2 separate regions of the Homo sapiens genome follow, and region 2 is linked to region 1. A link is a contact called in ENCODE Hi-C or POLR2A ChIA-PET data. All regions are on one chromosome and are shown on one strand. Each heading gives the region's core, a stretch centred on a gene start or an enhancer-like site at or near the end of the contact. The rest is flanking DNA. Distances are from core to core; before and after follow the strand shown.

Region 1 (6,196 bases), core at 2,439-4,938:
GTGGATTCATGCCTGATCTACTGATCAGATAAAGTAGACAAATGAAGTACTTAGCTAATAAAAAAGTCAACCTTTATAAATCAAACAAATACACTACCATCAGGACTCTTTTGGAGAAGAGTTCATTTCCTTACCAACACAATGATAATCTTAAAAAGGGAAAGGATTATCCATTTCCCTGTTCATGCCTATGGAGATTTGTTTGCAATTTAAACTTTTTAAGCTAGGTGCAGTGACTCACACCTGTAATCCCAGCACTTTGGGAGAATGAGGTAGGAGGATCACTTGAGCCCAGGAGTTTGAGATCAGCCTAAGCAACATAGCAAGAACCCAACTCCACAAAAAAAAACTTCAAAAATTAGCAGGGTATGGTGATGCATGCTTGTAGTCCCAGCTACTTGTGGGGCTGAGGTGGGAGGATCATTTAAGCTCAGGTCAAGGCTGCAATGAGCTATACTCACACCACTGCACTCCAGGCTGAGTGACAGAGCAAGACCCTGTCAAAAAAATAATAATAAGCCAGGCGTGGTGGCTCACGCCTGTAATCCCACCACTTTAGAAGGCTGAGCAGGGGCAGATCATTTGAGGTCAGGAGTTCGAGATCAGCCTGGCCAATGTGGTGAAACCCCACCTCTTCTAAAAATACCAAAAAAAAAAAAAAATTAACTGGGCAGGGTGGTACCTGTCTGTAATCCCAGCTACTCAGGAGGTTGAGGCAGGGGAATCGCTTGAACTCGGGAGACGAAGGTTGCAGTGAGCTGAGATTGCACTACTGCACTCCAGCCTGGGTGATAGAGTGAGACTCTGTCTCACAAAATAATAATAATAATACTAGTAAATTTTAAAAAGAAAAAATAAAAGCTAAGTTTTTAAAATTTGCACACAGTAAAATTCATCCTTTGTGACTTACAGTTCTATGGATTTTGACAAATATATAGTGAACCTGAAGTCTACCACCACAATCAAAATACAGACTAGTTCCATCACCACCAAAAATTCTCCATGATGCTTGTTTGCAGTTAATCTCTCTCCCAATCCCTATCCTCTGGTAACTACAATCTGTTCTCTGTCTATTGTTTTGCCTTTCCTGAATGTCATATAAATGAAATCATACAGTATGCAGACTTACGGGTTTGCCTTCTTTCACTTAGCAAAATGTATATTTATTAAAACATCTGTCTGCATGAGTTTTGCTAAAACTCATATTTTTTCCATGTACAGAAAAAAGGACTGGGGGATGGGGGCAGGGGGAGGGATAGCATTAGGAGAAATACCTAATGTAGATGACAGGTTGATGGGTGCAGCAAACCACCATGGCACATATATACCTATGTAACAAACCTGCACATTCTGCACATGTATCCCAGAACTTAAAGTATAATAATAATAATAAAAAAAGAAGCAGCATATGTCACAAAAAAAGGACCATACCAATTGTCATCTCAAAGGCTAACAATGACATTTGAAGTTTTAAAACCACATTATATAGTTGTATTTCAGAGATGTGACCTTTAGTATATGTAAATGTCCCACTTTATAATTTTACAATCTAAGTTGGAAAATCTAGGTTCCTGAAGGGGGAAAAAAACTCTTGTCTTTATTGTATCTGGCTCTTGGCTCTTACCATGATTTCCTTTGATATCCAGCCACTTGGTTTTTTCCATGACTCTTGTCTTCTTCAGAATACCCTGGTAGGTTTGCCATTCTACCTCATGCTGCCTGGATCCCAACTGTTCCTTTGTTTTGGCATCTGTCAGGTCTCCTGTAGGTTTACACAAGAATTGAATCACAATGCAAAATAAACTACTGGGGGTTCCATTTTTTTTAGATATGTACACTGAAGGAACAAGGATACTTAAAGCACTCAACGTGTATAAGCATAACTGCTCACGAGACCACCAATGTCCAAATCGAGCCATCTAAACTAACAAGATTTTCTCAGCAAGGACTTTGTTTCTTATAGGTTAGCAAATGCCTGTTCAATCTCCTGTGATATTCGAAATGGGTTGTTAAAAAAATCTTTAAAGAGAACAGTACAAAATGCATCAATAGACTCTGATAAAATGAAAATGATTTATAAGAAATTCCAGTACTCTGAGTGGCTGCCTAATATCTATGGCAACCATATTTTCCAAACCACAAAATCAGAATATGTGATTTGACCAAGTATTATTTTTACAGCAAGAAGCAATGTGGCAGGTGGAATTGGACAACAAAATACCAAAATTTATAGAGAACTAAACAGAAAACTTTTTATGGAGGCTCATCCATTAAATCAGAACTGATACCCTTTCATGTCAGCAGAGATGCTTCAATAAGGTGGATGAGTGATGAATTCCCCAGTAAGCAAGATAGATAGATGCTCCTTTAGCTTCTTCTCCCCATTACAGTTTGAAAGCAAATAAAGTGTTTGAAGAGTCTAGAAAACTTAAGTCATAAAACTATCAAAGGATGAAGAAAAAGTGCCCTGGGTCACCGGAAGCCTCAAACAACTGAAAATATAAGATTAATAATGTAAAGAAAATAGAAAAGTTAGCAAAAGAAGAGAACTTCTGATTCGTGGTTACAGGCTTTTCCCTAATTCTCACAACCAGAACTGTAACAACAACAAGAACAAAAACCAGATACAAATATATCAGACAACAGACTGACATGAGAACCAGGAGCCTTGCTTCTACTGCTTTGACAAAACCTTGCTACGTCAAATCATTTTGCCTGGATCTTGACTCATTCAGTTATCCATAGGCAAAGGGGTTAGAATGTCCAATCTCTTCCACCTCACAGAGCTCACCTGGGGCTGTGGCTATACTGCTCCCAACGTCCCCAAAATGAAAAGCCACAGCCCTGGCTAGAGTTCTACCATGCGGACCACAGACCACCACCACAGCACGGCAAGCCTCCCTACCTGTTGCTAGGACGAGAGCTGGTTGAATGATGTCAATAGTTTCAGAACAGAATTTCTCTAAGTCTACCGCTCTGCCTGGATCTCGAAACCTGCTCAGGTGAATGTCGGATATCTGCCGAAAACAGGTATTGAACAGAGAGATCTGAGCCAGGAAGAGGCAGCATGGGGAGGGGCGGCTCAGCGGCTCTCTCGGGCAGAAGGAAAAGGCAAAGAGGCAATGCATAACGAACCCCCCAGGTAAGGACAGGGCCAGCACTAGACAGAGCCTCGAGTTACAATCTGACTGAGGTCCCCAGCCTGGAGCGTGGGGCCCAACACCCGCAAGGGTCCCACCGCACGGTGCCCGATCTGCACCTGCCTCCCGGCCCGGCTTCCCGCCGCGTCACCTGCAGGCCCCAGAAGATGTTGCTGTCTCCGGGCCCTGGCGCAGGGTGCGGCCTCCTGGGGGGCGCGGGGCGCGGCAGCGGCGAGGGCTGGCCCGCCAGGCCGTAGTGCTCCAAGAGCATGGCCACCAGCGCTGCGGCCGCCAACCCCGCGACCACCCTGAGAGCCAGCACTGCAGCCATGCCGCCCGCCCGCCGGGGCGCGGCCCTCGCTGATCCCGCGCAGGACCGCGCGGCGCTCCCGGGAGCCGCTTTGCCTGCACTTCCGGACTCTATTGTCGCAGGGCCAGAGCTGGATGCGGGGCCGGCGCCGGATGCGGGGCTGGAGCCAGACACTGGGCCTAGGGTGCTGCGCCCGTCAGCCGCCGCCCAGCACCTGCCCCTCTCTGGCCGCGCAAGTGACTGGGCTCGTTTTGCATAAGTAATACGATCACAGAAAAGAGAACCGAAACTCTGAACACCAATGACGGTGGCCGAGTGGTGGCGGGGAAGGAGACCGGGACCAGTGGCCGGGAGGCGGGGGCTAGAGTCCTGGCTCCGCCTTGGTCAGTCACTCCTGACCTCAGTGGGTCGATCTCCTTACCTGTAAAACGGAGTTAATAACACCTTCCGTGCGCACTTTGCAGGGTTGTTGTATCAAAGTGAGAATGTATGAGAACGCCTTTTAAATTGTCTCACAAATGTGTCAGGTGGCTTCCTCTGGCCCCTTCTGATTATTAACGTACCTCCATAGGTTTTCTTTTCTTTCTCTTCCCCTTCCCTCTACCATTCCCCTTTCCTTCACTTCTCAGACAGGGTCTCTATCCCCCAGGCAGGAATGCAGTGGCGCGATCATGGCTCACTGCAGCCTCGACCTCCCTGACCTTAAGTAGCTGGAATTACAGGCTCGCACCACCACGCCCAGCTAATTTTTTAAATATAGTTTTTGTAGAGACTGGGATCTGTCTGTGTTGCCCGGGCTGGCCTCGGAACTCCTAGGTTCAAGCGATCCTCCCGCCTCCGCCTCCCAAAGTGCTGGGACTACAGGCTGAGCCACCGCGCCCGGCAGCATAGGTTTTCTATAGATGTAATTCCTATGTTTTGTGAAAGTTATTTTTCCCTTAAACTGATTTCACATGCACCTGAGTAAATAATATTGCAACACGGTAGTATACCATTCATTTAATAAGTATTAAATACTTCCTATGGGCCAGACCCAGGAGAATTAGATTCAGCCCTACCTTAATTTATCTAACAACTCCCTTATTGTTGATTTTTTAATTGTTTATTATATATTGCTGTTCTGAGTAATTTTTTTCACGTCTTCCCTTTATTGAAAAAAATTTTAGAAAATGGCAGTTAATAAAAGGCACAAACAAATCAACAGGGATATACTAGTGGAAAACACAATATAAAACTAACATGTCATTGGCTTCTTTAATTGGTTAAGAGCACAAAATGTAACAGGCAAAAGGTCTGTTTCAAACAAATTAAAAAGCTATGTGTTTTTTAAATTCTCCCCAAATCAGATATATACACACCCACAAAAATAGTGTGTGAAGGAAAACTGTCATACACAAGAAGTCGTATCCTGAATTCTTCAAGGAAATACATGTGGAAATAGGAATTAACAGAGTCAGCAACAGATTAATTTTTTATTAATTGAGTCTTAAAATGCTACATAGCCCAAAGCTATACTATATAAAGTACTACTAGGTACAAAGGAAAGTCTGTACAGCTTTTAGCAAAACTGCTTTCCCAGAAAAGCAAATTAAAATAATGCAATCAGCAGACCCAGGAGACTACAGCTAGACATCAGAGCTACAACTTCTCATATCTCTCTCAGAAAATCCTATTTATCCAGAACAGACTAAAATTTCAGGACAAAACAGGGATTTTTAAACTTTTTTTACTTTATCCATTTTAAATTCTTTTTATCTCCCCCACCCCACAAACCAGTAATTCAGCAAGATCCAACAGAAAGAGGGCTACTTTTAGAATTGGCTATTTTATTTTTCTTTTTTTTTTTTTTTTTTTTTGAGACGGAGTCTCGCTCTGTCGCCCAGGCTGGAGCGCAGTGGCACGATCTCGACTCACTGCAAGCTCCACCTCCCAGGTTCAGGCCATTCTCCTGCCTCAGCCTCCCCAGTAGCTGGGACTATAGGCACGTGCCACCATACCTGGATAATTTTTTGTATTTTTTAGTAGAGACGGGGTTTCACCGTGTTAGCCAGGATGGTCTTGATCTCCTGACCTTGTGATCTGCCCGCCTCGGCCTCCCAAAGTGCTGGGATTATAGGCGTGAACTACCGCACCCGGCCTTATTTTTCTTTCTACGGCGAGACTGTCATGGAGCTTGGATATTTCAGGCTCATGTGCATCCATGACCAGTGTCCCACTGTGGTCAAAAAACTTAGCAATGGACTTGGTGAATTCGGCTTCCCGCTGCTGCTTTGTTCTCCCACTGATGAAGGTCAGCTTAGAGGTGTATTTGTCATCAAACCTTTTAAGACTGGAGGACAGTTGCCAAATATCATCAGGATCCATTCCTATAGGATCTTTCCTGTGGGCCACAAGAAAGATGCTCCTCTCCTTATATGAGGTATAAATGGTCAAAATCCCCATCATCATAAAATAGGATATGACGCACAAAGCCAAAATGGGTTTGGACTATGGAAAGGGGTGCATATAATCCCAAATCAAAGCCACTATGGCAAAGAAACAGGAGATTGTACAGATGGTAAGGCGACCATCAATGAGACCAAAATTCTCCACATATTTGTATTTTTCCAGAAGTAACTTTTTGGCAGAATCATCCAAAGAGTTTTTCACAGCTAATCCATCCCACTTGTCAATTTTTACAGGCTTATCATCTGTCTTCCACTTATCCAACAAGCTGCTATGGCCACTGCCTGTGCCGCACCTGGAA
Region 2 (6,196 bases), core at 2,243-4,742, 380 kb before region 1:
TCTCTCTCCATTTCCCCATCCTGCCTACTGCCACTGGGCTAGTTCTAGATGTGCCAGATTAGGTACCAGCACCCTTTCCATGACCCCCATCCCACCTCCCTATCACAGTGTACCCCCACATGCCAAGCCCTTTGGTTCGGTTCTTACCCTGGGGTGTAGGAGGAAGCCTCTCATGGAGGCGGCAGCTCCGGCCTCAGCCGGCAGCTTCAGGGAAGAGTCTGCAGCACTTAGGGTGGGAGTGGGGCGGGCGGTGGGGGGGGGAGGGGGGTGCTTGATGAGGAGGGCGGCGCCAGGGCGGGGAAGAGGGGCTGGTCCGTGACGAGGCACTGGAGACTTAACTGTTTCTTTGCCTTCACGACGTCTGAGCTCCAGTGCTTTTGCTTGGCTCTGTGGGGCTGAGGGATTGTCTAGCAGCTCAAGGAGCCTCTGCAATGTCCTATGGCCCATAGGACCTTTCTCTCCCAACCCTGCTTAGTTAGGAAATATTCTTTTGGCATCAGCCAAAAGACCAAAGCCCCATGCTAGGGCACAGAGCGAGGCTATAGGAGGCATGGGCTGCGTGGGCTCTCCCCCTTCTCTTAGAAACCATCTGCTGCCTCTCTCCTCAGATGGATCCAGGGAGTGACCTTCAGTCCCTGGAGGAGCAGGAGACAAAGGCTGGGGGCCCAAAAGCATGGGGTAGGTGTGGGGAACTGCTTAAGACAAAGGTTGGGGATGCAGAGATGTGCTGCCTTCTTCTGAACCTCAGCACTACAGAAACCAAGGAGGGCAGAAATAAGTCTTATTTTAGGGTTAGAGGGTAGTTTGAAATTCCGGAGTGGACACATGGTCCCTAGCCTGTTGGGGTGGGGCACAGGGACCCTGAGAGCTACATGAAGTTTCATGGGAATGCAGCATAACACAGTAACCACACAGGCACTGATTCTTGGGATTCTTGAGTCATTGGATATGAAGAGACAAGTCCCTGAAGGGACAGGGAGCTTTCTGCCTTACAGTGAAGGAGTTAACAAGGACCAAGAAGGATCACCAGGGCCTCCGGCCCAAGCAAGGTTGTAGGCCAATTATTAAATGTAACAGAAGTACTCTTTAGATTAAAAAAACCCTATAATGACTTTGTAGGGTGATTGGGTTCTTGCTCTCTCCTTGTCTCTTTGCTGTTTCTATATTATATTATTTGGATCTTTCTAATGTTGATCCTGTTTCCCTTAGTCTCTACCTCCATCTCAGATTTAGTAAAGCGCTCTAGGACTCAAAGGAAGAATCTGGAGAGTGGTAGCACTTCCTTCCAACCCGAGGATGCTCATGCTCTTACATAGTCCTTCCCTGCCCTCTTCCCATCCACCCTCCCCAGTTTGGCCAGCTCCTAAGGCCTTCCTCACAATCACAGCCACCCACTCACACCCAAACACTAGCCCCACCCTTGCCCCAGGCTGCCAAGAGTTACTTTTGAAGGTCAGAGAAGCCAAAATAGTCTGTGCTCTCAGCATCCCCCATCCCCCCTTAATTGCAGCCAGAGGAGAGGAGGAGCTGAGTCACTAGTACTCTTGGGGGTTGAGGGGACAAAAGGGGAGCAATCCTTGCTTAGATCCGGGGATGCAAATCTGCGACAATGGCAACAACCCCGTTTGGGTAGAAGCGGCCATCTGCAGAGATACACAGGGAAAACCAGGCTGAGTTCTGAGCATCACAAAAGGGAAATACCCCTCTTCTGCAACTTCATCGTTCTTATTTCCTCCCACCTCAAGCCTTCTATCTCCTCCCTGCTTTCTAGGGCTTTCTGGAGTGTGTTAGGAGGGAAACTTAAGTAGACATTTAGTTTACGAACAAAATAACATTTCCCAGACCAATACAGAGCCCACCCATATTCTCAGCTGCCACCCCCAAGGGCCACACCCTGGGCATGGTGCCAACTCACAGTGGAGTTTTCCTTCAGCCTTCACCCTCTGAACAGCTACCCACCACAACCAACTCTCCACCTGCTGTATTCCTAGGCTCTGCTGCAATGAAATGGTGAGATGCCAAAGAAGAAAGAGAGGCTTGAGCTGAGCTACAAAGTAAGATATGAAACCCTGGATTTGAGACTTGATCCACCATTTTACTAATCATGCTGCTAAACAAGAGACTTAACCTCTCTCAGAGCCTACTTCATAAACTATGAAATGAGTATAATATTAGTACCATCCTCCGATAATGCTGTGAGGTTTGAATTGTATAAAAGATGAAAAAAAAGCTTCTTCATTCCTAGACTTCCAAATCTGCAATGTACAAATGCCACTGGAAGTCTTTCTCCCTTTTGTGGAAGATTTCTGAGAGGTCATCTAGGTGATCAAGGAAATCATAAATCAGGATCTCAGACCAGATCAACTCTGGAGTACTCTTAGCTCCCAGGTAAACCCAGAACTAAAGATGCCTGCAGTATGAGATTTGAAGTCCTATTCATGTCCTTGCTTTCCCATTTCAGACAGCAATGCAGACCCCGGTTCCAGGGGTTAATGAGCTGCTGTATTAATTCAGGGTAACTGTTGTATTGGTAGAAGTAATAGAGCTATCACTTCCTAAGTCCGTCAGTGGAAATGGAGAGTCAGACCGAAGGCCTCCAGACTGGTCCCTCAGCCTGTATTTTTATTTATTTATTTATTGAGATGGAGTCTAGCTCTGTCGCCCAGGCTGGACTGCAATGTCATGATCTCAGCTCACTGCAACCTCTGTCTCCTGGGTTCAAGCAATTCTCCTGCCTCCCGAGTAGCTGGGATTACAGGTGTGCACCACCACCCTCGGCTAATTTTTGTATTTTTAGTAGAAGAGGGTTTCAACATGTTGTCCAGGCTGGTCTCAAACTCCTAACCTCAAGTGATCCACCCACCTCGGCCTCCCAAAGTGCTGGGATTACAGGCATAAGCCACCATGCCCGGCCCTGTGTTTTTTAGAGTCTTAGAATATTAGTTATGAATTATAAGCCCCCTTCTATTTCCTATAGGTATCCAATAGTAAAAGAATCAGAGAGTTATTGAAACTCAGTTTTCCACTGTCCTAATTGTTTCTGAATTTGTATTAGAATGCTCGGAAGATCCAGATTTTTTGTAGGGGTTAGAAAGTCACCACTGGAGAGACTACCTGGTGCAAAAATCACCTTTGAAAGCTTTTACCAGACTTGACCACTAGAAGGAGCTGGGCCACTGACTCTTTATCAGAGGGTCCCTTCTTTTCTGTGTGTGGGTATGTCAATGTGGAGGGGGCAGTGCCTAGGAATAAGTGCACTCTCCTTGTCACTGTAGGATACATTTTTGTCTGCTTTCTCAGCATTTTGGCCCAGGGCTTGAGGATAGGTGATAGGAATGGTGGCCCAGCCTGTGGGGTAGTCAAGCCATAAGGCACTAGCATATCCCCTTGAGCTCATCCCAGCTGCCTGGTCCCCTTTGCGTCCTCACTAACAGAAGGCTGGAGGGAGGGGCAGTGTCTGCAGCTGCTCTGGGCTGACTGTTGTTTGTGGGGACAGCTGAAAGAGGAGCCAGCAGGGGTGGGGCTGTGGCTGTCTTGAGCTGTGTGGGTTTTTCCAGGAAATTCTCTACTATTCTCCTGTGACATAGACAGACCATGATAAAAATGTCCAAACCTAAAAATATGCAGTATGCCAAAGTAAGCTCTGATCTAGGGTACATGGCCCTAAGCTCCTTGAGGACACCACAGACAAACTCTTTGATGGAAAGGGCCTAGTAGGTGTTTATATATCAATGCTCATTTCTAAGAAGTGCCTGAGAATAACTATGTTCTCTCTGTAAGTGTCTTCCCAAGTATCGCTGCATCTTAATCTGAAGAATGGCTAAGTACTTTGGTTTAACTTCTTTTCATTTCTTACATTATTCCAGAAAGCAGCCTACTCTCAAGTCTCTGTAGCCAAAAGGACAAGGTTAGAGCATTCAGTGTGAATTATTAACATCAGCAGATAATCCCCAAACTTCTGTTCAGTCATTAATTTCATCCTCTGTCATCCCTGTATCTGGCCTTTCACCAAAGCTCCTAGGAGTACTAAGTGGTAAAACTGCCGATTTTCATCATTAGGGATAAATGGAGGAAGCCATGACATGAGTAATTCTAAACAGAAACATTCTCAAAAGAGTGAGTAGCCTGCTTTACAGGAAGCCAGTCACATCAGGAAGATGTCAGCCTCACATATATTAATATAAAATTGCTGTATATATTCCTAGGCTAATGGAGCTTTAGTCATATTAGCCTTATTTTCTCCAACTTCCTAGCAGCATCTATAAGTATCAGTGATCAGGAAGTGATCAAAGATTTGGCAGTTAGGAGCAGTGGAAAAGGAGGAGAGATAATTAAGGAAAGGTGACTACTATACTGAGTAATTGAGAATTATCTGTATAAGACATGAATTCAATCATTCAGTTGCAGTGGCTGTTGACCTGGATGGATTTTATATTCCACTAAGCTGATGGATTGGTGTGTCAACATTTTCCAGTAACATGACTAGATGCCTAGCTCCTTTTTCTTTTTTTTTTTTTCCTGAGATGGAGTTTCACTTTTGTTGCCCAGGCTGGAGTGCAATGGCACGATCTTGGCTCACTGCAACCTCTGCCTCCCGGGTTCAAGCGATTCTCCTGCCTCAGCCTCCTGAGTAGCTGGGATTACAGGCATGCACCACCACGCCCAGCTAGTTTTGTATTTTTTAGTAGAGGCGGGGTTTCTCCGTTGGTCAGGCTGGCCTCGAACTCCCGACCTCAGGTGATCTCCCCGCCTCAGCCTCCCAAAGTGTTGGGATTACAGGTGTGAGCACTGTGCCCGGCCTTAGTTCTTTTATAATAGCATGTAGAGCTTTCCGTAGTCACCTCACAGACATCTGTCATGGAATGGTAGTGCCTAACATCTTATTTTCTCAAATCTCTAACCCACCCATTCCTCCCACCCAGCAGAATGGGAAACTGCATTATGTGAGCTTTGATCTGGGCCAAATCTCAGAGTACAACTTGATCTTGTAGCAGTAAATTCAGGAGCCCCTCCTTCCACTCTGGATTTGATGGTGCCCATCATCATGTAAGTACCAAGATTCTGCTCTGCCCTGGAGATCTGTTGGCTAAGCCGAAGCAGGAACCAGAAACCCTGAAACCTGTGCAGCCTAAATAAAAATGCTAAACAAGGGTCAAGGAAGATGAATGGGGGATTCTGGGGTGTCTGTAAAGGGAAGCAGGGAGACCCGGGGTATGCAGAAAGGGGAACACAAATGAAGAGAGTGAATTTTTGCGTGAGAGATGATTGATCACTAAGAGGAGTCCCTCATTTCTTTAGTGCATGTCAACAGCTATCCACAAACAACCCTCTTCTCAAGGAGAAGTTATGTTCTCCAGTCTCCCTCCAGTATCAAACCATGTCTGCAAAGTATATTTGGTATGTGGGGACAGCTATGGAATTCCATGATTTTCCTCCTCTATAAAGTTCCTCCCTTCTCCTCCACTCAAACCTCCCGCAAGGCCACTTCTCCCAGGGAGACTGGACCTCTGTGACCAGCTCTTACCCAAAGGACTGAAATAAAACATTAGTCCTAACCTTTGACCTCTGAGGAGAAGTGAGCTAGGTGCCGGGTAATGAAGAGTCTCAACTGTTGGTTCAAGTCAAAGGATGACAGGTCAATGTTCCAGGAGAGAATCCCTGTGGGAGAAAAACAAAGAAGGTTCTGGATAAGGTTGCAGGTTGTAGGGTGGTGAGACTGCAGGAACACTTTCAAGTTCACAGAACAGGTAAGGAGAGGGAGGGTATATGGATAGTTGCCATGATCAGCCTCAGTGATGTCTCAAAGAAAGGTGGCTAGTAATGGTGTCTTTCTCCCAGTTTACAGCTTTTCTAGGCTTTGCCTGAGCCAGAGGGAGAAGGACAGAGTTTAGACTAAACTCGGTCATTAATGAGTCTATAGGTAGGAATTTTCTTGTAAGGTTCCCCAGTTGTGGTGGAAGTGACACCTAAGGGCCTATTCCCAGATACTGAGGGCTACCTTCCCCACATTTACAGCTAAGTAGGATTCTAGGTTCGCCTTCTGTGTTCCCTTCCTTGTCCCCAGCCCTCCACAGCTTGCTTCCACCCGCAGGTGGCTCCGCAGCACTGCACCACAGCCACAGGCACAGCACTGGGGAAGGAGGTGAGGACTTAGGAGCTGGTAGCCACGAAGGTCACTTAGTGGTTGGCTACTGGC

The links. A loop is a pair of places that touch in the nucleus more often than their neighbours do. ChIA-PET counts read pairs that join two places held with the same protein, here RNA polymerase II (POLR2A). Pooled maps may share reads with other maps.
Region 2: a loop to region 1 is called in a map with no recorded cell type, with 2.6 times the contacts of the local background. The contact joins the enhancer-like site here to the promoter of TMEM62 in region 1. A Hi-C loop is called at or near these places in 1 of 37 single-sample maps with no recorded cell type and 6 of 50 pooled maps. POLR2A ChIA-PET finds 5 or more read pairs at or near these places in 1 of 52 experiments (activated CD4-positive, alpha-beta T cell).

Annotation. Positions count from the first base shown.
Region 1 is chr15:43,131,078-43,137,273 of GRCh38, reverse strand. It overlaps TMEM62 (transmembrane protein 62), which reads right to left and starts at 3,688. Exons shown (of 14, transcript NM_024956.4): 1 at 3,292-3,688; 2 at 2,906-3,017; 3 at 1,625-1,762. The coding sequence starts at 3,471. It also overlaps the pseudogene SPCS2P1. RefSeq lists silencers at 2,819-3,030, 3,221-3,620, 3,841-3,900.
Region 2 is chr15:43,511,652-43,517,847 of GRCh38, reverse strand. MAP1A (microtubule associated protein 1A) reads right to left here and starts at 240. Exons shown (of 6, transcript NM_002373.6): 1 at 148-240. Within about 2 kb of position 3,492, at least 4 of the 41 ENCODE cell types and tissues checked have a DNase peak (open chromatin) inside an H3K27ac peak, as active enhancers do.